Regions from separate parts of the Homo sapiens genome. Here region 1 is linked to region 2. A link is a loop called in an ENCODE intact Hi-C map of the cell type or tissue named here. Cell type or tissue: Calu3. All regions are shown on one strand. Links, peaks and the distances in the headings refer to the core of each region. The heading gives the core; the rest is flanking DNA. Region 1 overlaps SIPA1L3 (signal induced proliferation associated 1 like 3). Region 2 overlaps WDR87 (WD repeat domain 87).

Region 1 (2,807 bases), core at 163-2,662, 180 kb before region 2:
CCAGAATCCCAAGGGAGCGTAGTCCCCTGTGTGTGGCCCAGGGAGGACATCGCCCACCCTGGCGCCACAGCTGGCTGCCAGGTCCACACCATCGCTGGGGATGGCCCGATAGGTGGTCATAGTCCACGGGCACTGGAGTGCTGCTGGCCCCGTACGCTGTGGTGTCACTCTATGGGGTCCCCCAGCCCTCAGCCATTGTTCAGGGCAGCCAGGCCCAGGATGAAGGATGCTGGGCCCTGAAACCTGACAGGAAGGTTGTGAGCCTGTGGAGTCCAGTTCTCCACCATCGCTGTGCACAGCTGAGCCAGGACAACCTCAGGAAGCAGGTGCTGTCCTGGGGGCTCCAGACCGAGTGGCTCAGTAGCGCAGAGCAGGCAGTAGCTGTGGTCGCCCGCCAGCTGGAGGCAGCAAGGATGTTGTCCTCGCCATGCTGAAATGGAAGAAAAGGAAAATATGAGCTGCGATGGCCGTGTTACTGCTCCCAGAAAGTGGGACATGTGACTTTTCTTGACAGCCTTACTCATTTAAAAAATCTTTTTATTATGGAAATTTGCAAACATACTCAAAAGCAGAGAGGAGACTGAGTCACCCATCAGCTCCAACAACCACTAACTATTTTCCATTCCCATTTCATCTATTCACCCAGCCTTGTGACCTTCTTTGTTTCTGATAGAATGTTTTAGAGTAAACCCCAGACATCATTTTTTTTTTTTTTTGAGACAGAGTCTCGCTCTGTCACCCAGGCTGGAGTGCAGTGGCATGTGCTTGGCTCATTGCAACATCCACCTCGAAGGTTCGAATGATTCTCCTGCCTCAGCCTCCCAAGTAGCTGGAATTCCAGCATGTGCTACCATGCCCGGCTAATTTTTCTTATTTTTAGTAGAGACGGGGTTTTGTCATATTGGCCAAACTGGTCTCAAACTCCTGGCCTCAGGCAATCCCCGCCCGCCTCAGCCTCCCAAAGTGCTGGGATTACAGGCATGAACCACCATACCTGGCCAGACATCAGGTCATTTCACCCATAAATATTTTAGCTTGTATCTCTAGTACATAAGATTTAAAAAAAAAAATCACAGTAACATTATCATACTCATCTACATTAACAAGAATTCTTTAATGTCATGCACTACCCTGCCTGCATTACATTTCCCATCATTGTCTCGCAGGTGTCTTTTGTGAGCTGGTTTGTTCGAAATCATCCTCTGCTTATGCAGGTATTTTCTCAAGTCTCCTCTACTCTACAATGGCCACCTTCCTTTATTTTGATGCTCTTTACTTGTTGAAGGAAAGGGGTCACCTGTCCTGTGGATTTCCCCACTTTCAGGATCCCTGAGGTGCCACTTAACATGTTCCTCTGCCCCCTGTATTTCCTGTGAACTGGTGGCTTCATGCAGAGGCCAGACTATTGTCCACCTGCTCTGTTGTTTGCTCAGCTCAGCTACTCTGCCAGAAAGGAAGTGAAAATGACAGATGAGTCAACATGAGCACCAGTGGAGTTTGGGGAGGAAAGCTGCAGAAGGAATGTCTCTAGAAATCCATGTGGTTACTGCAGACTATGACTGGGTAAATCAGAGCCCATCACTTTTTCACTGAGATCTCCCCAGTGACTACTTACTGCATTAAAACACCATCCAAACTCCTTCCCCTGCTCCACAAGCCCCGCAGGATCTGGCTTCCATGTCTCTCCCCATCCCTGACTAAGCTCTGATCATACTGGCCTTCTTTTCTGTTCTGATGCACCAAACCTTATCCAGGACATCTGATATCCTTCCTCAGTCCTTCTTGGGGCTGGTTCCTTCCCATGATGTCAGTTCTTCCATGGGGACTTCCGGCTGGGCACGGTGGCTCACACCTGCAGTCCCAGCACTTTGGGAGGCCAAGGCGGGTGGATCACTTGAGCCCAGCAGCTCAAGACCAGCCTGGCCAACATGGCAAAACCCCATCTCTACTAAAAATACAAAAATTAGCCAGGCATGGTGGCATGTGCCTGTAGTCCCAGCTACTCAGGGGGCTGAGGTAAAAGGATCACTCGAACCCGGGAGGTTGAGATTGCATGAGCCACGATCACACCACTGCACTCCAGCCTGGGCAACAAAGCGAGATCCTATCTCAAAAAAAAAAAAAAATCCCCAAAAACAAAAACAAACACAAAAACCTTCCCAAATCACCCTATAGAGACAGAGAAGCCCGGTCTTCTGGAAGCCTTTCTTAATTACCCACTCTACTTTCTTCCAATTTTTCTTAGCAGTTGTTCGTTCTGTCTACTGGCTAGGTCCACCACTCAAATGTTGGCTCCAGAATGGCAGGGATGTCTGTGTTGTTCACTGATGCATTCCCAGTGCCTAGAACAGTTGAGACGGAGTCTCGCTCTGTTGCCCAGGCTGGAGTACAGTGGCGCGATCTCGGCTCACTGCAAGCTCCGCCTCCTGGGTTCACGCCATTCTCCTGCCTCAGCCTCCTGAGTAGCTGGGACTACAGGTGCCTGCCACCATACCTGGCTAATTTTTTTGTATTTTTAGTAGAGACAGGGTTTCACCGTGTTAGCCAGGATGGTCTCGATCTCCTGACCTCATGATCCGCCTGCCTTGGCCTCCCAAAGTGCTGGGATTACAGGCGTGAGCCATCTAGAACGTCCAGGACGTTCGTTTAGTATTATACATATGAGTGAACAGATGGCCTCTGCCTAATTGGAGGTGTAAGTACCTCCTGATTTGCAGGCCCCTGGGGAAGGGAGTCTGTGCTTCTGTCCAGCATATAAAACACCCTGCGGGGTCACTTCCCTTTGTCTCCACCTTGAACTTCTAGAA
Region 2 (2,807 bases), core at 140-2,639:
GCGCCTGTAGCTACTCGGGAGGCTGAGGCAGGAAAACGGCGTGAACCTGGGAGGCGGAGCTTGTAGTGAGCGGAGATGGCGCCACTGCACTCTAGCCTGGGCGACAGAGTGAGACTCCGACTCAAAACAAAACAAAACAAAAAACAAAAAAGGTTGTTTAATTACAGGGAGGATAATAGCTAAGTCGTTAGAATAATTGTAAGAATTAAACCAAATTGGCTGGGTGTGGTGGCTGACACCTGTAGTAATCCCAACACTTTGGGAGGCTGAGGCAAGTGGATTCTTTGAGGCCAGGAGTTTGAGACCAGCCTGGGCAACATGGTGAAACCCCATCTCTACAAAAAGTACAAAAATTAGCCAGGTGTGGTAGCACTAGCCTGTAGTCCCAACTACTCAGGAGGCTAAGGCAGAAGGATCACTTGAGCCGGAGTGGTTGAGGCTGCAGTGAGCCATGATCATGCCACTGCACTCCAGCCTGGGTGAGAGTGAGGCCCTGTCTCAAAATAAATAAGAATTAAAAGATATGTAAAACTCCTGGTTACTACTTTACAACCTAATTAATCCTGGATACTGTCGTTACTTCTCAGGGATCCAGGGTAACTCTTCCATCCAACAGAAACTAGCCCACCCTGTTAATGTATGTTTGTCAGCCTGGAAAACTATTTATTCCCATTAAGAAAGTTAAATGCATTCCACCCCCAGCCCTAGCTATGCAGCCACCTGAAGGCCAGAGTAGCACTCCCAGGCCCTGGGGACAAACTTGGGCTCCTTATCAGTAATGTCATTCAAAGAACCAAGTAAGCCTAGGTTGCCCCTCTGACTTTACAGTCAACTAATTAGGCCCTTCTGATATCAGCTGGACTTTCTGCACCCCTGTGCCCAAATGTGAGACCACCTGCAAGGTTATATAATCCATGCAGGGCCCTGTCTCACAGTGTGGCGCACTCATCACCTTCCTTTTGGGTGGCCAGGTCTCCTCGTTATATGTACTCAAAGCACTTCATACTTTTCCTTCTTAAAACTGAATTTAATTTGCAATTTAATTTGAGGAAATTAAAAGTTGCAGAAAAGTTCTAAAGGATAATATAACCCATCACCTAGAATTTCCCACTGTAATCCATTTTATATCTCTTCTTTGATGACTATAAGCTCTAGGGAGCAAGAAACCTGCCTGGATCCCCTCACACTCACCTGTAACAGAGCACATTGGAGCCAACAAGTGAGCCAAAGGGAGCCCAGGGGCCTGACCGTGTCGTGGAGTGCAGCGCCCCCTAGAGTCAACTCTCTTTAACAAGGCAAAGCTCGTGGGAGGTTTGCCTTTCCTCAGGCCACCAACTAATGCTGTACCTTACAGTGGACTGGTGCTAAGAAAAGGAATATAGTTCCAGTGTCAACACCCAGTCATGGACCTGGTTTGTCTCCACAGTCAGCAGGAATAACATGCGTTGGTCCCAAATACCCTTCACGCTAAATTGGCCACAGAGCTTGAATTCTCCCATTAGATTATCTTTGTGTTAAGATATTAAACAATCAGCCGGGCATGGTGGCTCACGCCTGTAATCCCAGCACTTTGGGAGGCTGAGGCGGGCAGATGACCTGAGGTCAGAAGTTCGAGACCAGCCTGGCCAACATGGTAAAACCCCATCTCTACTAAAAAAAAATACAAAATTAGCTGGGCATGGTGGTGCATGCCTGTAATCCCAGCTACTCAGGAGGCTGAGGCAGGAGAATCACTTGAACTCCAGAGGCAGGGGTTGCAGTGAGCCAAGATAGTGCCACGGCACTCCAGCCTGGGTGACAGAGTGAGACTCTGTCTCAAAAAAAATAAAAAAGGAAAAAGAAATAAAAGATATTAAACAAGACTGTTGGGATTAAAGCATCTGGAGCTCACTACAAACTTGCTTTTAAGGACAGGTACTGGGATTAGGGAGTCAAATGTCATCCTCTGAGGCTAACCCAAGGAAACTGGTCTATGGTGTGGGAAAGAGTGGCAAATAAATAAATAAATAAATAAATAAATAAATAAACATAGAGGGCCAGGTGCAGTGTCTCATACCTGTAATCCCAGCACTTTGGGAGGCTGAGGCAGGTGGATCGCTTGAGCCCAGGAGTTCGAGACCACCTAAGCAACATAGGGAGACCCTGTATCTACAAAAAGTTTTTAAAAAATTAGCCAGGCATGGGGGTGTGTGCCTGTGGTCCCAGTTACTCGGTAGGCTGAGGCAGGAGGATTGCTTGAGCCCAGGGGTTTGAGGCTGCAGTGAACTGTGACTCTACTACTGCACTCCAGCCCGGGCAACAGAGCGAGACCCTGTCTCAAAAAAAAAAACCACATAAAATTAAATAAACATAGAGATTTGGGGTTTGAAAGTCCTCCTTCTCACTCATCACCTAGAAATATTCCCCCAAATAGTCCCAACCATTTGCTCTCTGTAGGCCGGTCAAGAGAAGTGGGACCCAGTGGAGCTATTTGGAATATGGGAAGTGATGGCAGTGACTGCAAATTTGTTACAAACGACTACTCTCTCAGCAGCTCCAGGGCCACAAGAAGGGGCCAGTGGGGTAACTCTGAGTTGTGGTTGTTGTTTGGGTTTTTTGGTGTTGTTTTGTTTTGTTTTTGAGATGGAGTCTCGCCCTATCACCCAGGCTGGAATGCAGTGCTGCAATCTCGGCTCACTGCAACTTCCGCCTCCTGGGTTCAAAGCAATTCTCTGCCTCAGGCTCCTGAGTAGCTGGGATTACAGGCGCCCGCCACCATGCCTGGCTAATTTTTGTATTTTTAGTAGAGACAGGGTTTTACCATGTTG

Evidence for each region. A loop is a pair of places that touch in the nucleus more often than their neighbours do. Peaks named below come from ENCODE experiments on the same cell type or tissue, not always from the same donor. Only the 100,000 strongest peaks of a DNase experiment are listed, where the experiment ranks them.
Region 1: it touches region 2 in a loop (6-fold over the local background); 86 of 110 quality-filtered maps call a loop at or near these places.

What each region holds. Positions count from the first base shown.
Region 1 is chr19:38,078,879-38,081,685 of GRCh38, reverse strand. It overlaps SIPA1L3 (signal induced proliferation associated 1 like 3), which reads right to left. Exons shown (of 22, transcript NM_015073.3): 3 at 1-430. The coding sequence starts at 120. Among named protein-coding and RNA genes, the nearest start is that of SNORD152, 83 kb to the left of the region's middle. RefSeq lists an enhancer at 1-240. In Calu3, for the core only: no CTCF peak of the experiment used is centred there; a DNase peak (open chromatin) is centred at 1,455.
Region 2 is chr19:37,901,243-37,904,049 of GRCh38, reverse strand. All of the region lies in intron 1 of WDR87 (WD repeat domain 87), which reads left to right. Among named protein-coding and RNA genes, the nearest start is that of WDR87, 3.9 kb to the left of the region's middle. In Calu3, for the core only: a CTCF peak has its summit at 1,268 (motif pointing left); a DNase peak (open chromatin) is centred at 1,249.